Regions from separate parts of the Homo sapiens genome. Here all the other regions are linked to region 2. A link is an interaction called in ENCODE POLR2A ChIA-PET data of the cell type or tissue named here. Cell type or tissue: MCF 10A. All regions are shown on one strand. Region 1 has its middle 270 kb from the start of MIR573. Region 2 has its middle 200 kb from the start of MIR573. Region 3 has its middle 140 kb from the start of MIR573.

The links. Peaks named below come from ENCODE experiments on the same cell type or tissue, not always from the same donor. Only the 100,000 strongest peaks of a DNase experiment are listed, where the experiment ranks them.
Region 1: POLR2A ChIA-PET joins it to region 2 with 6 read pairs; 2 of 35 experiments call an interaction of 5 or more read pairs at or near these places.
Region 3: POLR2A ChIA-PET joins it to region 2 with 8 read pairs; 2 of 35 experiments call an interaction of 5 or more read pairs at or near these places.

What each region holds. Positions count from the first base shown.
Region 1 is chr4:24,245,730-24,253,729 of GRCh38, forward strand. It overlaps a transcript of PPARGC1A not described here. Among named protein-coding and RNA genes, the nearest start is that of MIR573, 270 kb to the right of the region's middle. In MCF 10A, no CTCF peak of the experiment used is centred here; no DNase peak of the experiment used is centred here.
Region 2 is chr4:24,317,617-24,325,616 of GRCh38, forward strand. It overlaps a transcript of PPARGC1A not described here. Among named protein-coding and RNA genes, the nearest start is that of MIR573, 200 kb to the right of the region's middle. RefSeq lists an enhancer at 3,857-4,656. In MCF 10A, no CTCF peak of the experiment used is centred here; a DNase peak (open chromatin) is centred at 3,745.
Region 3 is chr4:24,379,352-24,387,351 of GRCh38, forward strand. It overlaps a transcript of PPARGC1A not described here. Among named protein-coding and RNA genes, the nearest start is that of MIR573, 140 kb to the right of the region's middle. In MCF 10A, no CTCF peak of the experiment used is centred here; a DNase peak (open chromatin) is centred at 3,220.

The DNA.
Region 1 (8,000 bases), 72 kb before region 2:
GACAATGGCAGAATGTGGAGTTGAATACAAGAAAAGAAAAATATCTCCTCTTTGCCTCAAATTTTTACATATAATTTTGTAATCATATCCCTATTCAGATACTTTGACATAAATAGTGCTTAATTAAATTGCTGCTATTTGTTGTTTTATTATTAGTACATGGTTTGTTTGCTGATATGTACCTGAAAGCCATGTGCACACACACACACACACACACACACACACACACACTTATGCTTGGTCCTAGTACTGTTGTTGTTTTGAAAGTAATGAAAATGCTCTCTATGAATAATTTCTCCATTTGACAGAATCAGCAACGATTTTAAATAATGCTTGTTTTTCTGGTACACAAATGGCTAGATGGATAATTCTAATGTAATCATTTTCTGGTGTTTTTGTCTCATAGATTTCCTGTAATCTGTTAAGATCAATCAAATAATATTCATATATTTCCTATAATTCAATAATATCAATCAAATAATATATTATTGGCATGAAATAAATTCTTCCTACTATAAAAAAACAGCTCTCACAATAAATGCATTTCCCTGTAATTCATATTGTGCTGTTTCTCATTCAGATCCTGGGATCCCAAAGAAATGTCTTCAATAAATGTTTGTGCCTGGGGAAACACCTACAATCCCAGCACTTTTGGAGGCTGAGTCAGGCGGAGCACTGGAGCCCAGGAGTTCAAGACCAGCTTGGGCAACATGGTGAAACCCCCTCTCTACAAAAATTAGCCGGGCGTGGTGGTGCCTATCTGTAGCCCCAGCTACTCAGGAGGCTGAGATGGGAGGATCGCTTAAGCCTGGAAGGTTCAAGGCTATAGTGAGCTGTCATGAAACCACTGCACTCCAGCCTGCGTGACACAGCCAGACCCTGTCAAAAATAAATTAATGAATTTAATTAAATAAATAAATATTTGTAAACAAATTTGGGGTAAGATGTAAGGTTTAAATTTTCTGTGAGATTGTAACACTAGTTGGTCATTGACTAAAAGTCACCACCACGTCACCCACGGAACCATCTTCCGGGAGCTGGGTTCTTCTAAACACAAACTCCTTCTCCTGCTCCATGGGGAACCTGCTCTAGAGCCTGCTTTTCTGCCTCTGACATGGTTTCTCAAAGTGTGAGCCACAGAATCCAGCCTGTAAGAAATGAAGATTGCAATACACATGTTGGGTGCTTGCTAGGAAAGCACAGTGTGCTTATCAAAAGCAAAGATTGCTAGAGCCACGCCAAACCAATTAGATCTGACTCTCTGGGGAGATCTACACTTCCAACAGTATTTTCAGGTAAAATTGTCTTTCTTCCTTGAGTCTTGGAGCATATGGATTGGGTGCAGAAGAAAGAGAGTGAGATTGTGAAAACTGTGCTCCTCAACTCACTGTATTTGAAATAAACTATTATCAAAAATTTCAAGCTAAAAATCATCAGTTCTCTAATGCCCTACATCCTCTCGACCCACCACCCCCCAAAAAGAAAAAAGTCTGGTCTTTGGAATGATAACCCCCTGAGGCTCTACAAAAGGGGAAATTGAGTTATCCTCATTGTATCATCTATGCTAAGGCAAGAAACTAGAAATATCAGTATGCTTCCATGATATACTTTAAATTTTCAGCCACAAATTTTTTTTCAAAAAAAGTTTGCTCCAGATAATATGATAAAACTCCGTTTACTTCCGGTTCGTAAATGTTTTGCTATATTTCACCAGATAATTATCCCTTTGGTTTTCTATTCCAGCTTATCATCATTATGATGATAGAGTAAAGAGAATTTTAATTCAAAATTTCAGAAGACACTCAAAAGGAAAAGAGCAGCATAATTTACGCCAAAGAGATCAGCTATACACTAAGAATTATATCTCAACCCCAAGTGGCGCACACACATATTGCCAATTCCAAAGACTTTTGTGAAACACACTCGAGGTAGTTGCCAGGATTGGCTGGGTAAGTGTATGCAGTGTGTGGATTTGGCACATTGCAATCATTCGTTATTATTGTGCTGCAGCTGTGAGCCTGTGAATGGAGTTGCAGGGCCCATTTCACCTACCATAGAGTTCTACAGCCCACAAATGAAGAGATTTGGTGATACAAATTGGCATTCACTCATTCCCACCAACTAAAATGTAAGCACTTTTGGGGGAAGAACTGGTCTTCTGTTTCTGTCAACAGCGTCCCCACTGCCCTGCTTTCCCCCACCTAATATCGATCTGGCTGGGCACAGAGTTTCCCTTCCCTTTCCAAAAGATATCTGTGGCATTATAAGAACCATTCCATAAAGGCCAGCATTTATGGGATGAAGAAAGTCTTCACCCTTGGTCTGCGGCTGCAAAGACTAAACAAAGCATATTATCTGCCAAAACCCAAGAGAACCCTGTATTTCTTTCTCTTTTTTCTTTTTTCTTTTTTTTGAAATGGAGTCTCGCTCTGTCGCCCAGGCTGGAGTGCAGTGGCGTTATCTCGGCTCACTGCAAGCTCCGCCTCCCGGGTTCACGCCATTCTCCTGCCTCAGCCTCCGAAGTAGCTGGGACTACAGGCGCCCGCCACCACGCCCGGCTAATTGTTTTGCATTTTTAGTAGAGACGGAGTTTCACCGTGTTAGCCAGGATGGTCTCGATCTCCTGACCTCGTGATCTGCCCACCTCGGACTCCCAAAATGCTGGGATTACAGGCGTGAGAACCCTGTATTTCTTACACAGGGACATGGACTGCTTCCCCCAAGAGTTGGAGATAAGACAGCAGACACACCACCTCTGGAAAAAAAAAAGTGTATTATCAGCAAGCTTTGTGCAAATTCAGCTCCTTTTAGTCTGTAACTACAGAGAACGAAAGTGTCATACCCTCCCCCAGCGACCATGACACCTTTATCTGGAACCCAGCTGTATTCGAGATTTACTGTGTGGCCTTGGGCAGCTCATTTAACCTCTCAGTGTCTTAATTTCTTCATCTGGAAAATGAAGACGCTACCTACATCATGGGCACAGCGTTTCAAGGTTAATGCATGAGGCTGATATTGAAATGCAGCTTAGCAGGGGAACGTCTAATTCTGGGGAGGAAGTCAGGCACAGCAGTGCCCTTCTGGGGGTTATAACATGTGCAGGATCACAGAGCTGGGCCCTAAGGTCAGGAATGCACATGGCAAGCTCAGTAAGCCACTCCAAATACACCACCTGGAGTCTTTTATTGTTATTGCCGAGTAGAGTTGATAAAGCAAACAGAGCAAAGGGTCGGGAGGCCTAATTTATCAAACGTTATTGATACAGATCTCATATTGACAGGCAATGAGCCACTTTTGGATTCAGATCCATAAATCCATTTTATAATACAGTCCAATCCCAACACTTTGCCCTCAGATCCTTCCATCTAGACATGAGAAATCCATCCTGCTTTGCCTGCAGTCTGTCAAATGTCACCACAGAGTGCAGAAGCCACCCTGCCAAGTCTATATCCTGAACTAAATCCCAGTGGAAACTTCCCAGATATAAATAACCACTATGAACATACAGGAAAGAAAAATAGCTATGAAGTTGCACTCCTACTTTTTTTTTTCATTTTAGCCTGTGACAAGTAAAAATCATAGAGTTATTCACTCTCCAAAAACAATCTAAAACCAGAAGGTTTAACCAATCCAATTTTCTGGTCACCGTGACGACTATTTTAATCTGTGAGGCCGCGTTCAGGACACATACACAGGCCTTGCCCGTGGTTGTTTCACAGCCAGCCCCTGCTGGAAACTCCAAAAGCGGCTTCCGTTCCTGGACTCACTGTGGGCAGTGGCATTTGATGACACTCAGGGTCTCGCGCCATGAAGACAGAATTCTCTGTTTACAGTCAGAGAAGGAGGAACTTTCCTTCAACTTGAGGGTTGAGAGTGAGATCCCGGGGAATCGGTTGGGAGGAAACCCCAGGTTAACAGTGGGAGGAGAAACTCACTCAATGTTTTTGCAAGGCAGGGAAACATGACATAAAGAAATCAGAGAACTGAGTCTGAACGTGGGGATATCTGGGCTTGAATCATGCCGAGCCAAGTGTGTGTGACTTTGGTTAAACTATACTACGTCCCTAAGCCTCAATTTCCCCATTGATGACAGGTGAAGGGGGTTGCTGTAAGATTCAAATAGTACAAAAGCCCCTAGCACAATACCTAGCCCATAGTAAGTGCTCAATACATATTCCTTAAACCATAATCTACATAGAGAAGTATGCAATTATTGATATCACTCATTAACCAACGGGCAGAAGTTCATTTATTGAATGCACACCCTATGTCAAGGACAGCACTAAACGGTGGGAACAGAGAGGCAAAAAGAATAGAGTATGATGCTCGTCCTCAGGATGAGACAGTGGAAATGGGCAGGACTAGATAAGGAGACTGGTTGTCTCTAGATATGAGGACCAGGTGTAACATGGGCAGAACACTGCAGATGTAGAGCCTGCAGGGCAGGCACGCCACACCCAGGCTCGAGGAACTCTGTAATTATCACACCATTCCTTGCCCGGTGTGGCTGGTTACATTCTGGTTTCCTGCAATTTCTGGACTAACACCTGTGCTCATTTGCTCAGGGAAGGCAAACTCATCTTAATGTTAGCTTCAAATAAGTTGATAGGAAGGTAAATCTGCAAATTTAAAAGCCTAAGCATGGATTGGCTTAGGATTATCTGAGCTTTTAGGTTTTTCTGACCATATCCAAGGAGAGATACAGGAGAGATACACAGGTGTCATCCTGAAAAACTGAAGGTAAATTAAAATGCCATCTACAGTATTAAACTCTTTTTCCCATTGATTTGCAACAGGCATTTGCATTTTGGGGGCATGCACTCTTTGAAATCTGTCCTCATGCACAATAAAAAGAAGGAGGTGGGAAGAGGCAAAAGAAGAGAAAAGAAGGAAGAGGAAGGAGAAGGGATGGAGAAAGAGGAGGAGGAAAAAACTAAATAACTTCCAAATAGCACAGGTCTCAGGCTGGCCATTCAGAAGTCCAGGTCAGGTCAAGGGGAGGTTTTTGCCCCTTTGCAATAGAATGCAGGAAATGGGAGAGAACTCACTCATCAAGCTACAGTCTTTCCTTCTGTAAGCCTCCTACCCTACAATACACCTACTGGCTTCTCCCTCAGAATGTACAGGATTTCTTGTTGTTTCACACAACAATTATTTGGAGGCAGTAGTCTCCCATGGTAGCCCCAATCTATCCTTGCCACTGTCTTCCACTGTCCCAGAACTTCCCAGGCCAAACTCATCTGGGGAACACCTACAGGATTTTTGTCACATTTCATGATATGACCACTATTATTCATTGTATATGATTTATTTTAAATCAAGTTACTTTTTAAAACTTTACTGTTATTCTGGGCAACAATATCTGTAAAAATCATTGTTTTCCTGTGCTAGTTATAGCTTCCTAGTACACACTAATTAGCATAAGTCATTATTATTAAAATAGCCTAGCATAGTTATTAGCAATACAGATGCTGAATGTGTTCAAATCCTGGCTGTGCCACTACTAGCTGTGTGATCTTGCGCAAGTTACTTAACTTCTCTGTGCCTTAGCCTTCTGTTAAATAAACAATACCTACTTCATAGAGTCACTATGAAGATTACATTAGTTAATATTTGTAAAATACTTGTATGATCTAGAATCTTCTACACGAACAACACTTTGGAAACACTGAACTATGCACAAAAGCATAAATCATCCCTTACCTCAAGGTTTGGTTATGCTGTCCCGCTTTTTCGGGGTACTCTTTTGCCTCCCTTTTCCTGCCTAAACCAAAACTAATAAACACACTGTTATCCCACTCTTCCTGAAAGCCTGCCTATCTGAAGGTCCTTCTTAAATAAATATAATCACAGACATTTATTTTAATGACAGCCACTTGAGCATCTATCATCTTACTGCCCTGTGCTCAGTACTTTTCACACATCATCTAATTTAGTCTTTATTTGGACTTTATGAAGAAGACCCAGCTTAAAAAGATTAGGTCATTTTTCTGAGATTCTACAACAGGAGAGTCATGATTCAAACCCAGGCCTGTCTGACTCCACAGCCTGTGAATATCCCATTAAGCCACGCAGTACCACTAGGAAGCTCTCTCTTCCAAGAGTTCATTACAGTGTCCAACCAGACAGGAGCACCCTCTCGGCTCCCTTGGTGTGTACCTCTCTTATCAGACTTAGTAAACCCACACTGTAATGTGACTATTACATTTGTCTGTCTTTTATTACTATATTACTAATAGTACTTTATTACTAATATCATTACTAATATTATTACTAATAATACTTTATTACTATTGTCTGTCTTTTCCCCCTGTTATTCGAGATAACTTTCTATTTTAAGCATTTTGGAAGGAAATCATTCTAAAATTTCCCTGAATTTGAAAAAGGGTTACATTCTATGAAACTGAATTTAATATTTTCTTTACACCTCTGGTCATCTTTATCAACACCAAATATGGTAATGTTCTATGATGTAAACATGACTTGAGGGCAATTTTTTCTGTGCAGCCTAGGGTGACAATTAAAAAACCAGACTCCTGAGCCCCTCCCCAGATCTACTGAATCAGAATGTCTGGGTTAAGGACCAGGAATCACTGGAGTTTAGGAACCACGGCCTTAGGGTATGTATGGGTGTTTGATCCTGCTTGCTACTCCCAGATAGCTTTTCAGTTGTGTTTCTGCCTTTCGTGGTTTTTCTGACCTCTCCCACCCTTTGAGTTGACAGCTTTCACTTCTCACTGCCAACCAAGATTGCTGGATAAATGTTTCCTATTTCTCTTCTACTCACTAATGCTATGGTTTCCAAACTATTTCTTTTTAGCTTTAGAACACTTTCATGAAAACTGATTCTTAGACAGATGCCCAATATAAAGCACATCATTTCAGAGCTATTCCAATGGAATATGAGTGAGTGGCCTGGATTTCCAATGCTCTTCTCGTTCCCCTAACTCCCATCTCCACCCCCTGTGATGGCCCTGAGGCCCCTCCTCAGATTCCCTGGGCTTCCATAGAGAACATTCCTAATACCACTGAAATAATACAACCTTCTGTCAAATGTTATCATCGTTTTGTAGGACAGATACCTTATTTTTTAGAAACATTTCAGATTATCAGAAATTTTTTTTTCCTTGTAAGTTTGTCAGTGTAGCCCAAAATCAAGTGTGTAGTTCTTTCTATTTGAGGACATATCCAAATTTATAATATAGCCTCTATATTATATTTGCAAAATCACCCCTTACAGTGAATATTCCTAACTTGGAAAACGATGATCTCATTGTATTTGTAATTGGACTCCCATTTACTTTTGAAAGGATCTCAGAAAAATAATGGTCAAGGGAATTTATCTTTTTTAAAAAGTCTCTCCTCTGCAAAAGAAGGTGTGAGAGCATGCAGGAAAACTTTCTAACCTTTAAGATTTTGGTCATTTTATATTGAGGGTATTCTAAATAGGTTAGTATGTTAATAGTCTAAAAACAAGGTTCAAGCAGCAGTTTTAAAACTTGAAAAACAAATTTAAGCAAAGTTCTTTTACTGCTCTTTTTGTTCTTTTTCTTCCAAATTCATAATTTTGAGACTAAGAATTTAGGAAGCCTATTTAACGTTATGAGCACTAGAGGCAAGGGAATGAGAATGTTGTATCGAGGTTACAACATGATTTCTATAGTGAATTAGGACAAAGTTTGAATTCATATATACAGAAAGAGATATAGTAAATGTGGCAAAGTATTAGCTATTGATGATCATAAGTAAAAGGTATGCAGAGTGTTTCTTGTACTATTCTTTCAACTTTTCCGTAGCTTTGAAATTTTTCAAAATAAAATTGAGGGGGAATTTCAAACACAGGTAGAAATCAAGCATAGTCATACATGTAAGATTAACACATTCAACAGGGCCTGGGCCATGGAGACAAAAGTGAGACATCTAGGACACAAAATTTAAGGAAGCACTTGTGGGACGCTGAGAGCGAGTGCCTCTTTACGTTTGTCACCATACACACCTCA
Region 2 (8,000 bases):
GCCCTAAAAAATTGCAGTGGAACTGGTCACCTGGCATCTTGTAGACAGAGAAATCAGTTGTAGGGCTGGATTTTTTTTCACTTCAGAGCTGTGGCTGCTGTTCTCCACAGCCCCAGCCCCGAACCCAGACAAGCATCCACCTATACGCAAGCACAAGAATAAATTCCACAGCAAGGCATTTCAAAGCACCTACCAAGACGAACGTGCCCTCTGGCCTGGTTTTTTGTTTGGGAAAATTGTGTGCTAAAAACAGCAGATAAAAAGGAATCTGTGGGCATAATTTATTTAGACTTTCTAAAGGCTGTTGAGAAGGTCTCTCTCATAGGAGGCTATTAAGGCCAGGCAGGCAAGTCGGTAACTATGGGGTAAAAGGTGAAGTTCTGTCGTGATTAAAGCCTTCTTAACTGAGAGGAACCAAAGCCCAGGAATAAATAGCCAGTTCTCCACATGGGAAGCTAAAAATAATGGGGCCGCTCAAAGATTAGTCCTGAAGCCAGTGTTGTGCTATCTATTTTTAATGATTTGTCAAATGAAGTACAGTAAATAGAAAAATGCAGGTAGCTAATGACAGGCGACCACTTGGTATAGTGACGAAAGCACTGAGCTGGCAGGGTACTAAGAAGCCAAGACCAGCCTGCACATATGACTGTTTCTCCGGGCCTCAATTTCTTTATCTGTGAAATGATGGAATGTGAAATGACACAAGCTGTTTCTAAGGTCTCTGAGACCATCTGTGAAAACATTTAAAATTCTTTGGCTTGAAGTTCATTCAGGTAGACTAGAAGGAACAAAATGAATTAACCAAATTGAGCAATCCAAGATCCAAAGGAACATCAGAAAAGGCAAAGTAAGTACTTTCACTCTGCTATTTTGGGGTGACTTGCTTAGTTCAGAATAAGTGATAACTTCTCCAAAGAAAGCTATAAGCATTCCTGCGGACAGTTTCATGAGAATGCCTATTCTTAGTCGGGCATCATCAAAGTGCCAATAAACCATATGCAGCATTTTTTTAAGCACTGAAAAAAGCACAGAAAAGTATTACCAGGCTATCGCCTAAATCAGCCTTATGTCCTTTCTTTGTCTCTGATATTATCAGAATAGCCTTTTTATAAATTGAATGGCAAATACTGATAAAGCCAACGATGTATAATTTGGGGGCCCCTGAATGCCTGCTCTCAAGAACCTCCAATCTGGTTGGTGATTTTACAAACAAAAAACAGATAACAAAATACAACTGGCTGTGCCAAATTAATGACACAGCCAGTAAAGTTTGAAGAATTTCCCAGACAAGGTAGGATGTGAACCTCACCTTCAAGAATGAATACTATTTCTGTAGTTGGAGGATAACAGGGAGATCTCCAGGACCAAAAAGAGAAACAAACAAACAAACAAACAAAATGAATTGGGAGCAGAAAAGAAACAAGAAGAGATAAAAAATAAAGAAACTCGGCTGAGTGCGGTGGCTTACGGTTGTAATCCCACACTTCGGGAGGCAGAGGCAGGAGGATCACTTGAGGCCAGGAGTTCCAGACAAGCCTGGGCACCATAGCAAGACCTTGTCTCTACAAACAGTTAAAAAATTAGCTGTGTGTGGTGCATGCCTGTCGTCCCAGCTACTCAGAGCCTGAGGTGGGGGGATCCCTTGAGCCAAGGTGTTCGAGGCTACAATGAGCCATGGTTATACAATTCAACTGTACTCCAGCCTGGGTGACAGAGTGAGACCCTACCTCAAAAAATAAAAATAAAGAAACTCATTCATTTGAGAAAAGACCAACTTTGTCCTGAGATGAGAGTTGCTTCATTATGAAAACAGAGAAGTGTCAAGAAAGATAGACTATGAACAAAGTATGAATAAATGAGGGTTCATGAAATGCCACGTGGATCTCCTTAGTTAGCTTGGGCCATAAGGCAAGACCCAGGAAACACTCCATGAAATTAAAAAGGAAAAAAACAATAAATGGGTTGAACACGGGCTTTTAACATAACACAGTGAGTTTTGGTGACTCATTACTGTAGACACTGTTTTCCCCAAGTAGCTTAGTGAGCTTTACTTTTTGATAGAATTATATGTTCATACAACTAACGGTTCTCTCTGCAGTTACGGCTAATGTTATTGATACTCATAACTCAAGGCAAACATGCGGGGTCTCCAAGAAATTTTTTCCTCCTATTACGCTGTTGCAGAATGAGTTGAATTCACTATAAGAGGGATATGTTACCTTTCTCTAAAGTACCTCTTTCTGTCCACAGGAATGTTTCTGATTTCATAGTCATTTTTTTCCTTCTTCTTCATATTTGTTGCTCAAAAAGCTGGCTCATTAAAAAGAAAGACAATTGCCTTCTAAGAGTCATACTAGACACAGGTGTGCCTCACATTATAGAAGACAAGGACTGCAGAAAATACCGACATCAGACAACCAGAATAGCTAACACTGAATTGAATGGTGCAAGAGGAGAAGGGACCATTTAAAAGAATACTAGAGAGATTTCTTCATTTATTTTGTAAACTTAAATTTCTAACTAGTAGATTTCCTTTGAAAATCTGTACTTGCTGTGAATCACTGCCACAATGCTCTTAAACCTTCCTGAGACATTTTGTTTCCTGGAGGTTTAAGCAATGTTTTCTAAAATTACCATCTATCTTCTGTTTCACATCACAAGAAGGAAGAAAAGTTTGTATCTCCTTTTTTATTCTAGAATAAATGATATAGTTTCTTCACAGGAAATAAACACCACACCATTAATTATATGCCTCATGGATTCTATTCTACCAGATTTACATTTACTTGGCCAAGTCCAAAGGAAAGTAAACAACCTTAGCATTCAATATTAATCATGATACACACACTCCTTCTCTTACTCCCCCTTTTCTCCGTAAAGCAATGCATTTAAAATGAAGACTTGGTTTTTGCTCTTTTTGACATTTCCTAAATATGTTTAAGCATCAGGAACTTGAAAATACAGTATTTTAACGGGTAACGAATGTCCTTTGAAAACAAAGACCATCCTTATATAAAAACAGAGAAATGAATTTTGATGCCGAAGCCAGTAAACAGGTGTCTCTCTTGCAAAAAGTTCAGTGAAGCTCTTCTTGGGTGTGTGTGCAAAAGCTTTACATAAAAACACCACTCCTAGGAGACCCTCTTACAGATTCGATTCACGAGAAACATATACAGAACACCATAGGAAGCCGGGTAATAAACTTCTGAATACCTTTTTATTATTTTGAAAATAATCGAAATTGTGCAAACAAGGTCAACAGCTGGAAAATGGCTCCCAGAAAGCCTGCCCTTACGGTCCTCTGAAATGACTAAACTATTTTGGCAGTTTCCAAAAATTAGCCTTACAAGTCCAAGAAGATATCCAGGTCCCCGTTTTCTCTCACCGAGTCCCAGCTGCACTAATGAAGAGTTGCAAGTGTAGGGCCTGACTCCTCTTCGTGCAAGCCTGAATTATCTAAGCAGCGCCTAAGAAGAGGAAATTTCTCTGCTAAGTCATCCTGTAAAGCTTCCAAAATAGAGGTGCCCTTCAAATTAAATTTGCCGGTGTCGATTCCCTCATCCTCAATGATACCGTGTAAGAAGGATCAAGTGATTAAAATGAAGCAAAAAGAAACAAAGGTCACCCAACACCTGGCTTTTAAAAACTAGGTAGATTCCAAGCCTCAGGATGCTTGGAAAAATAAAATGCGTATGACGCAACTAACACACCCAAAGGCCTGCGAACTTGTGTCCTATTAAAATGCATAATCCTATAATGATGAAGCTGGCAGTCTCTCAATAGTTTGACTCATTTCCCTGCTAAATATAACTGAAGACAGGTTTTCCACTAGGAGCTACTGTATTATTGTCTCCCAACTGGGAATCAGAAACTAATTTTGATATGTAAAGAAATCAAAGCAAAAAAGGATGATACAAGTATTTGTCTGACTTTAATTTCTTCGCAGCGCTACCCTGCCGGAACTACTTTTCCAGAACCCAGAGAGGCACCAATAGAGATGTTTACGGATGGATAAGGCAATATTTGTCAGAAGCTGCAGAATGTGAAAATCACCATCTATCTGCTACATGCAACTTGACTGAAATGATTTAGTCATAATGTGTGATGATGGACGTTGGTTGCTATTCTTTAGCTCTGCAAAGGGCACTGCCAGAGACCAGTATTTCAGCTGACTGCTATTTCTTTCCAATTCAAATGAAAAGAGACTTAAGAACAGACAACAACTCAGCAGGATGCCTATTAGAATTCTTTGTAAGGACTTCACTTGCAAGGAGCAACTCTGGACTTGTTCGTAAAAAAGAAATAATCGGCCTCTGACCGAAGTGCTCAAATCAAAAATCTCACGGGCTACATGGGATTGTTTTTTCTTCTAAAATAGATCATGGATTAATGGAGAACACTGACCTAATAGAAGCATCAACCATTTTTAGAACATAGCTTCCCCAAGAAGGCTTGCAAGGAATTATTCCAGCTATAATGCTGTAGAATTCGTTACCCACCGAGTTAAAATCGCCTCAAATCCATTTGCTCTTATGCAGAATTTCCTGATTATAGCCTCCGCTTATTTTGCCCACATACCAAATCTGAAAATGGTTTTTTAAATTAGTGACTTTTGAGCTAGCTTCACTGGTGGCTGGGGTACAAAATTATTTTCCCCCGAGTTGAAGAGTATTTTTTAAAAAGAAAAGAAAAGCACTGGGTGAGAAATGCATTTTGAAAACGAAGCTTGAGTTGTAGCTTCGCTACAATGGAGAAGCAGAAAATGGTCAAACTGCAGCTTTTCTCTTGACAACCCTGATGGTTCATCTGGTAACACCTCAGACACTTTATTCCTAGCTGAGTTGTTTCTATATGTCATTTATAACTTCACATTTTTCAGAGAGAGAAAAGTACCTCTTGGATGTATCTGTGTATCCATGTGTATGTGAGTGTGTGTGTGCAGGGATGATGTTAAGCTGGTATGTTCCTGCTACAGACAGTGTTGTGCTGGAACAGGCTTACATAGGCTTTGCAAGAGCTGATTGTTAAATTTGCAGAAAATATGCAAGCCAACTGATATCACATTGGTGGCTTGAAGCTGGCAGTGGTGGGAGTGTTTCTACCTCAGAAATCAGCATGCACTATGACTCAGGGCTTCATGATTTTTGGGAGAGTCAGGTTTTTAGCACATACTAGCCCACGACTGCTTACTGGGACACCAGCTGTTTGCACAGCCATCCACAATGATTGGCTGCACTCTCCACTTTGGTCATGCTCATGTTGTAAGCACTGTACAATATTTTGAATAGCAACTTCATCACGTGTAGTCAAATTATATCATTGTATTATCTACATTGTCTTCGGTATAATAACGGAAAAGCAGCATATACTATCACATCATCCATCATCAAAAAACAATTTTTTTGAGCATGGGTTTGGACCTCAGGTACTCTGCTGAATAAATTCTGGGTGGCTCAACTGCTGGTGGATCCCAAATAGATCATTTGGGAAGGAAGAAACCATGCCGGGCCTTAGAGAAAAACAAAATGAGTCAGTTCTCTCTGCTGCCTTTGGCCAGACCAAACCCTGAAGTCATACAGCATGGGGGAGATTTTCTAGTCAAAAAAGTCATTTATCTGTCCAAGCACATCTGAAGATAAATGATGAGAAGCTTCTGGGAACACTGAATGTCAGGCCTCTGAGCCCAAGCCAAGCCATCGCATCCCCTGTGACTTGCACATATACGCCCAGATGGCCTGAAGTAACTGAAGAATCACAAAAGAAGTGAAAAGGCCCTGCCCCGCCTTAACTGATGACATTCCACCATTGTGATTTGTTCCTGCCCCACCTTAACTGAGTGATTAACCCCATGAGTTTCCTTCTCCTGGCTCAGAAGCTCCCCCACTGAGCACCTTGTGACCCCTGCCCCTGCCCACCAGAGAACAACCCCCTTTGACTGTAATTTTCCATTACCTTCCCAAATCCTATAAAATGGCCCCACCCCTATCTCCCTTCACTGACTCTCTTTTCGGACTCAGCCCGCCTGCACCCAGGTGAAATAAACAGCCATGTTGCTCACACAAAGCCTGTTTGGTGGTCTCTTCACACGGACGTGCATGAAGTTTGGTGTCGTGACTCGGATCGGGGGACCTCCCTTGGGAGATCAATCCCCCATCCTCCTGCTCTTTGCTCTGTGAGAAAGATCCACCTACGACCTCAGGTCCTCAGACCGACCAGCCCAAGAAACATCTCACCAATTTCAAATCCGGTAAGCGGCCTCTTTTTACTCTCTTCTCCAGCTTCCCTCACTATCCCTCAACCTCTTTCTCCTTTCAATCTTGGCGCTACACTTCAATCTCTCTCTTCTCTTAATTTCAATTCCTTTCATTTTCTGGTAGAGACAAAAGAGACACGTTTTGTCCGTGGACCCAAAACTCTGGCGCCGGTCACGGACTGGGAAGGCAGCTTTCCCTTGGTGTTTAATCATTGCAGAGACGCCTCTGTGATTATACACCCACGTTTCAAGGGTGTCAAACCACGCAGGGACGCCTGCCTTGGTCCTTCACCCTTAGCGGCAAGTCCTGCTTTTCTGGGGAAGAGGCAAGTACCCCAACCCCTTCTCTCCTTGTCTCTACCCCTTCTCTGCCTTTCCTGGGGCAGGGGCAAGTACCCCTCAACCCCTTCTCCTTCACCCTTAGCGGCAAGTCCCGCTTCCCTAGGGGGCAAGAACCCCCCAGTCGCTTATTTCCGCACCACAACCTCTTATCTCTGTGCCCAATCCCTTATTTCCATGCCCCAACCCCTTCTCTGCTTTTCTGGAGGGCAAGAACCCCCCACCCCTTCTCCGTGTCTCTACTCTTTTCTCTGGGCTTGCCCCTTCACTATGGATAAGCTTCCACCTTCCATTCCTCCTCCTTCTCCCTTAGCCTGTGTTCTCAAAAACTTAAAACCTCTTCAACTCACACCTGACCTAAAACCTAAATGCCTTATTTTCTTCTGCAATGCCGCTTGACCCCAATACAAACTCGACAGTAGTTCCAAATAGCCGGAAAATGGCACTTTCAATTTTTCCATCCTACAAGATTTAAATAATTCTTGTCGTAAAATGGGCAAATGGTCTGAGGTTCCTGACGTCCAGGCATTCTTTTACACATCAGTCCCTTCCTAGTCTCTGTGCCCAGTGAAACTCGTCCCAAATCATCCTTCTTTCCCTCCCGCCTGTCCCCTCAGTCCCAACCCCAAGCGTCGCTGAGTCTTTATAATCTTCCTTTTCTACAGACCCATCTGACCTCTCCCCTCCTCGCCAGCCCAAGCTAGGTCCCAATAATTCCTCAGCCTCCGCTCCTCCACCCTGTAATCTTTTTATCACCTCCCCTCCTCACACCTGGTCCGACTTACAGTTTCATTCTCTGACTAGCCCTCCCCCACCTGCCCAGCAATTTACTCTTAAAAAGGTGGCTGGAGCCAAAGGCATAGTCAGGGTTAATGCTCCTTTTCCTTTATCCCAAATCAGATAGCGTTTAGGCTCTTTTTCATCAAATATAAAAACCCAGCCCAGTTCATGGCTCGTTCCCCAGCAACCCTGAGACGCTTTACAGCCCTAGACCCTAAAAGGTCAAAAGGCCATCTTATTCTCAATATACATTTTATTACCCAATCTGCTCCCGACATTAAATAAAACTCCAAAAATTAAATTCCGGCCCTCAAACCCCACAACAGGATTTAATTAACCTCGCCTTCAAGGTGTACAATAATAGAAAAAAGTTGCAATTCCTTGCCTCCACTGTGAGACAAACCCCAGCCACATCTCCAGCACACAAGAACTTCCAAACGCCTGAACCGCAGGGGCCAGGTGTTCCTCTAGAACCTCCTCCCCCAGGAGCTTGCTACAAGTGTCAGAAATCTGACCACCAGGCCAAGGAATGCCTGCAGCCCAGGATTCCTCCTAAGCCTTGTCCCATCTGTGCGGGACCCCACTGGAAATCGGACTGTTCAACTCACCTGGCAGCCACTCCCAGAGC
Region 3 (8,000 bases), 62 kb after region 2:
AGTTCTAACGTTGGATAGCAGAGTAGGGTGACTATAGTTAGCAACAATGCATTGTATATTTCAAAGTAGCTAAAAGAGAGAACATGAAATGTTCCCAACACATAGAAATTAGATAAACAGGCAAATAAGTCAAATACTGATCATTATACATTCTATGCATGTAACAAAATATCACATGTACCTCATAAATATGTAAAATATTATATATCAATATAAAAATAAAATAATAATTAGGTTTTTGGAAAATACAGGAAAATTTTCACAATATATTAACTTTGGAAAAGGTCACAAATTTATCTATGCCCTGTGATGTCCATTATGAAAAAGAAATAATTATCTATAAACATTTAAGCAAACTGGATGAAATAAATGTGAGTGGTGGGCATATGTGTGGTTTTATTTCTTTCTTTGAACTTTATTATTTAAATTCTTTTTTTTTTTTTTTGAGAAAGAGTTTTGCTCTTTTTGCCCAGGCTGGAGTGCAATGGCACGATTCGGCTCACTGCTATCTCCACCTCCCGGGTTCAAGTGACTCTTCTGCCTCAGCCTCCCAAGTAGCTGGGATTACAGACGCGCCCCACCACACCTGGCTAATTTTGTATTTTTAGTAAAGACAGGGTTTCACCATGTTGGCCAGGCTGGTCTCGAACTCCTGACCTCAGGTGATCCGCCTGTTCGGCCTCCAGAAGTGCTAGGATTACAGGCCTGAGCCACCGTGCCTGGCCTATTATTTAAATCCTTAACAATAAAATATATAGTTTTTTTTTTAATCATGGGACATTAATGTTATTTAAAGGGAAACAAAATCATAAATCTTGCCCTTTAAGATCTCTTTGAGAGCTGAGAGCACAGTACATGGGAGTAACTCAAGGTGGAAATTCAGGGTAGAAGGAAGAAAACCTTTAAGTGTGTCTTAAAGAAAGGCAGTATTCACTAATAAAGAGAGCAGTCTAGACAGAGGGAATCACATATGCAGAGGCACAGAAGCAGGAGGCACGAGAAACAACAGAGAGCTTGAAGAGCTTCACTGGAGCAAAGAATACGATCAGGAATCAAAGAAGATGATCATGGAGATGGCACATGCCAGATTATGGAAGACCTTGATTACTGTAGGAAAGAGTCCAGCCTCATCCTTTTTGGATGATGTGTAGATGATACTGGGAAAGGAGGCATGGAGAGGTTAGATCAAGAAAGTAGTAAAATTAGCGGAGTCATTTAGCTTGCTCTGACTTCAACAAGCAGAGGATTGGAGGGAAGACAAGACGAGAGTCAGTGATACCAGTTAGGAGATTCTGACGGGTTTAACCCAGGGAGGATCCATGGAAACAGAAAGAAAAAAAGTTCCAGAGATAGTTAAGAAACAGAATCGACATGTCTTAATGGCCAGTTACACAGAGGTGAATGAGAAGAGCGTCTAAAGCCCTTCCCAGGTTTCTAGACTGGGTAATTGACTGGACAGTGGTGTCGTTACCTAAATCAAGTGGATCTGGGCAAAAAGCCAGTGATTTGAGATGTGTAGAATTAAAGATGATTATAAATAAACAGCAGGCTGCATGGATTAGTAAGCAAGTCATAAGTGAAGGGTAGAAGAAGAGATTTGAAAACACTCAGCATGTAGCTGTGTGATTTAAAAAAAAAAAAAAAAGGAATGGATGGAATCACCATAGAAGATTGGGCTAAATGAGGAAGGAGCTCTGACAATTGGGAGACATCAACATTTGGAGGCAGACACACAGAGCCTGAAGAGGAAACAGAGACAGAATGGTCAGCCAGAGAGGTCATGGGAGCTGAGGAGCAGAGGCTTTCAAGAAGGGAGTGATCTCAGTTGTGAAATACTACAGAGATCAGGTAAGATACGGGCCAAAATGTGTCATTTAGGCTTCACAGTACAAATCCTCATTGACCATTGCTGGAGCAGTTTCAGTGGGTAGCATGAACAGGAGCTTATGGATAATTCAGATTTAAGGAGAGTGTGGCAACTCTTTCCACAAACTTAACCATGAACTGGGAAAGAAAGCACCAAAATTAGAAGTAAACACAGGACCACAAAAGAAAGGCACTGATTGTTTATTAAAAGGTAACTAGCTGCAACTGCAGTAATGATTACCCAAGAAATGAAGTCATTGTTTTTCACCTAATAAAAATATAGTCGTCCAGCTACAAAACCAAGATATGACAATACATGTCCAAATGCTTGCTCTTAAGACATCAGCATTATCTAGCTAAAACTCATGTTCACAAAGTGTTTTGCTAGCACAAAAAAATCCTACAATCTCATTTCCAAAGTCTCACCTTAAACTGTGGTGTTACTCAAGTAATTGAAAGAGTTGACCAATATAAAGAATAAAGTTTATAGCTACAAATAACGTGGTACCAGGAATGAATTAATTGTTGTCTAGATTATCTGCTGAATAGCCAAGATGTTTTAAATTAGCTATACAACTCTTTCATCATTAGGTAGACCTGAGGTTGATTAGATAAAAATCCACTTTTATAGTACAAAGTAGTTGAAGAAGTTTAGAAAGAAATTTAAGAAACTTCATTTGTGTTGTGGTTCTCATTGGACTACCCAACTTAATGTTAGGAACTTCAATCCATATTGAGATAAAAGTCTATATCATTCTTTCCTTCCACTCACCTAGAAATATCAAATTCATTATATGTATTGGAATCCACAAAAACATTTATTATTTCTAACCCAATAAATCTGCTTTTAGGAATTTATTACATAATAGGAGAAAATGCTATATGAACAAAAATATTCAGTCGGACATTATAAGAACAAAAACTTAGAGAAAACCTAAAAATTCAACAATGGAGAAAAAAACTACATGAATTGTAGACATTAACTTAATGAAATAATGTACAGTCACTAATTGCATGAAACAAAGCTGAATAAAATTGTTCACTTTGACTGCAATCATTTAATTATAAATTATACGTACAAACCAAAAAACTCTTAAAGATAACTCAAACTTGGGGGAAAATAAAGCTGTGTTGCAAGAATGAAGGAATAAGAATTGTTTGGGTTTCTTATTTCAAATTTTCCCTTAATGTTCTTATAAGAACTTTCAGAACTTAAAAGGCAGGAAGTAAGGGAGGGAGGAGGGAGAACAACTGGGGACCAAAACCAATGGAAAGGAAACTGCTACGTAAGAAAAAAAGAATTCTGAAATGTATCTAGACATGTTTGTAGACTATTTGTAGACTGTGACTCATCTGTAGGCTCGGAAGCCCTGTTTAGAACTGATACAAGGTTAAATGTAGTTATCCATTTGCAAGTATGACTCATTAAAATGATACTGACAGGTACCTTGTTCTCTATACAGTCAGTGTCTGTAAATATTTTTTAAGAAATACTTTTTTCCAAAGGCAGCAGCACCAGTCAGGGGCTTATAGATAAAACTCCCATCTCCCTGGGACAGAGCACCTGGGGGAAGGGGTGGTTGTGGACGCAGCTTCGGCAGACTTAAACGTTCCTGCTGCTGGCTCTGAAGAGAGCAGCAGATCTCCCAGCACAGTGCTTGAGCTCTGCTAAGGGACAGACTGCCTCCTCAAGTGGGTCCCTGACCCCCATGCCTCCTGACAGGGAGATACCTCCCAGCAGGGGTTGATAGACACCTCATACAGGAGAGCTCCAGCTGGCTGACTCTCTGGGAAGAAGCTTCCAGAGGAAGGAACGGGCAGCAATCTTTGCTATTCTGCAGCCTCAGCTGGTGATACCCACGCAAACAGGGTCTGGAGTGGACCTCCAGCAAACTTCAGCAGACCTGCAGCAGAGGGGCCTATTAGAAGGAAAACTAGCAAACAGAAAGGAATAGCATCAACATCAACAGAAAGAACATCCACATAGAAAGCCCATCTGAACATCACCAATATCAAAGACCAAAGGTAGATAAATCCACAAAGGTGAGGAAAAACCAGCACAAAAAGGCTGACAATTCCGGAAACCAAAATGCCTCTTCTCCTTCGAAGGATCAAAACTCCTCGCCAGCAAGGGAAAAAAGCTGGACGGAGAATGAGTTTGACCAATTGACAGAAGTAGGTTTCAGAAGGTAGGTAATAACAAACTCCTCCGAGCTAAAGGAGCATGTTCTAACCCAATGCAAGGAAGCTAAGAACCTTGAAAAAAGGATAGAGGAATCACTAACTAGAATAACCAGTTTAGAGAAGAACATAAATGACCTGATGGAGCTGAAAAACACATCACGAGAACTTTGTGAAGCATACACAAGTATCAATAGCCGAATCAATCAGGCAGAAGAAAGGATATCAGAGATTGAAGATTAACTTAATGAAATAAAGTGTGAAGACAAGACTAGAGAAAAAACAATGAAAAAGAATGTACAAAGCCTCCAAGAAATATGGGACTATGTGAAAAGACCAAACCTACATTTGATTGTTGTACCTGAAAGTGATGGGGAGAATGCAACCAAGTTGGAAAACACTCTTCCAGATATTATCCAGGGGAACTTCCCAAACTAGCAAGACAAGCCAACATTCAAATTCAGGAAATATAGAGAACGCCACAAAGATACTTCTCGAGAAGAGCAACCCCAAGCCACATAATCTTCAGATTCACCAAGGTTGAAATGAAGGAAAAAATGTTAAGGGCAGCCAGAGGAAAAGGTCAGGTTACCCACAAATAGAAGCCCATCAGACTAACAGTGGATCCCTCTGTTAGTTGCAGAAACCCTACAAACCAGAAGAGAGTGGGGGCCAATATTCAACATTCTTAAAGAAAAGAATTTTCAACCCAGAATTTCATATCCAGCCAAACTAAGCTTCATAAGTGAAGGAGAAATAAAATCCTTTACAGACAAGCAAATGCTGAGAGATTTTGTCACCACCAGGTCTGCCTTACAAGAGCTCATGAAGGAAGCACTAAATATGGAGAGGAAAAACCGATACCAGCCACTGCAAAAACATACCAAATTGTAAAGACCATTGATGCTAGGAAAAAACTGCATCAACTAACAGGCAAAATAACCAGCTAACATCATAATGACAGGATCAAATTCACACATAACAATATTAACCTTAAATGTAAATGGGCTAAATGCCCCAATTAAAAGACACAGACTGGCAAATTGGATGGAGTCAAGACCTATCAATGTGCTGTATTCAGGAGACCCATCTCACATGCAAAGACACACATAGGCTCAAAATAAACGGATGGAGGAATATTTACCAAGCAAATGGAAAGCAAAAAAAAAAAAAAAAAAAGCAAGGGTTGCAATCCTAGTCTCTGATAAAACAGACTTTAAACCAAAAAAGGTCAAAAAAGACAAAGAAGAGCATTACATAATGGTAAAGGGATCAATGCAACAAGAAGAGCTAACTATCCTAAATATATATGCACCCAATACAGGAGCACCCAGATTCACAAAGCAAGCTCTTAGAGAGCTATAAAGAGACTTAGACTCCCACACAATAATAGTGGGAGACTTTAACACCCCATTGTCAATATTAGACAGATCAACGAGACAGAAAATTAACAAGGATATTCAGGACTTGAACTCAGCTCTGGACCAAGCAGACCTAATAGACATTTACAGAATTCTCCACCCTAAATCAACAGAATATACATTCTTCTCAGCACCACATAGCACTTATTCTACAATTGACCACATAATTGGAAGTACAACATGCCTCAGCAAATGCAAACAGAAATCATAACAAACAGTCTCTCAGACCACAGTGCAATCAAATTAGAACTCAGGATTAAGAAACTCACCGAAAACTGCACAACTACATGGAAACTGAACAACCTGCTCCCAAATGACTACTGGGGGGTAAATAACAAAATTAAGGAAGAAATAAATACGTTATTTGAAACCAATGAGAACAGAGACACAACGTACCAGAATCTCTGGGGCACCGCTAAAGCAGTGTTTAGAGGGAAATTTATAGCACTAAATGCCCACAGGAGAAAGCAGGAAAGATCTAAAATCGACACCCTAATATCACAATTGAAAGAACTAGAGAAGCAAGAGCAAACAAATTCAAAAGCTAGCAAAAGGCAAGAAATAACTAAGATCAGAGCAAAACTGAAGGAGACAGAGACACAAAAACCCCTTCAAAAACTCAATGAATCCAGGAGCTGGTTTTTTGAAAAGATTGACAAAATAGATAGACCACTAGCCAGACTAATAAAGAAGAAAAGAGAGAAGACTCAAATAGACACAATAAAAATGATAAAGAGGATATCACCACTGATCCCACAGAAATACAAACTACCATCAGAGAATACTATAAACACCTCTACGCAAATAGACTAGAAAATCTGGAAAAAATGGATAAATTCTGGGACACATACACCCTCGCAAGACTAAACCAGGAAGAAGCCGAATCCCTGAATAGACCAATAACATGTTCTGAAATTGAGGCAGAAATTGATAGCCTACCAACCAAAAAAAGCCCAGGACCAGAAGGATTTACAGCCAAATTGTACCAGAGGTACACAGAGGAGCTGGTACCATTACTTCTGAAACTATTCCAAACAACAGAAAAAGAAGGACTCCTCCCTAACACATTTTATGAGGCAAGCATCATCCTGACACCAAAACCTGGCAGAGACACAACAAAAAAAGAAAATTTCAGGCCAATACCCCTGATGAACATCAGTGCGAAAATTCTCAATAAAATGCTGGCAAATTGGATCCAGAAGCACATCAAAAAGCTTATCAACCATGATCAAGTCAGCTTCATCCCTGGGATGCAAGGCTGGTTCAACATATGCAAATCAATAAACATAATCCATCACATAAACAGAACCAATGAAAAAACCACATGATTATCTCAATAGATGCAGAAAAGGCCTTCGATAAAATTCAACACCCCTTCATGCTAAAAACTCTCAATACACTAGGTATTGACAGAATGTATCTCAAAATAATAAGAACTATTTATGACAAACCCACAGTCAATATCATACTGAATGGGCAAAAGCTGGAAGCATTCTCTTTGAAAACCGGCACAAGACAAGGATGCCCTCTCTCACCACTCTTATTCAACATAGTATTCGAAGTTCTGGACAGGGCAATAAGGCAAGAGAAAGAAATAAAGGGTATTCAAATAGGAAGAAAGGAAGTCAAATTGTCTCTGTTTGCAGATGACATGATTGCATATTTAGAAAACTCCATCGTCTCAGCCCAAAATCTCCTTAAGCTAATAAGCAACTTCAGCAAATTCTCAGGCTACAAAGTCAATGTGCACAAATCACAAGCATTCCTATACACCAATAATAGACAAACAGAGAGCCAAATCATGAATGAACTCCCATTCACAATTGCTACAAAGAGAATAAAATACCTAGGAATCCAATTTACAAGGGATGTGAAGACCTCTTCAAGGAGTACTACAAACCACTGCTCAAGGAAATAAGAGAGGACACAAACAAATGGAAAAACATTCCATGCTCATGGATAGGATGAATCAATATTGTGAAAATGGCCATACTGCCTAAAGTAATTTATAGATTTAATGCTATTCCCATCAAGCTACCATTGACTTTCTTCACAAAATTAGAAAAAACTACTTTAAATTTCATATGGAACCAAACAGAGCCCGTATAGCAAAGACAATCCTAAGCAAAAAGAACAAAGCTGGAGGCATCATGCTACCCGACTTCAAACTATACTACAAGGCTACAGTAACCAAAACAGCATGGTACTGGTTCCAAAACAGATACATAGACCAATGGAACAGAACAGAGGCCTCAGAAACAACGCCACACATCTGACAAAATTTGATCTTTGACAAATCTGACAAAAACAAGCAACGGGGAAAGGATTCCCTATTTAATAAATGGTGTTGGGAAAACTGGCTAGCCATATGCAGAAAACTGAAGCTGGACCCTTTTCTTATACCTTTATACAAAAATTAACTCAAGATGGATTAAAGACTTAAATGTAAGACCTAAAACCATAAAAAACCCTAGAAGAAAACCTAGACAATACCATTCAGGACATAGACATGGGCAAAGACTTCATGACTAA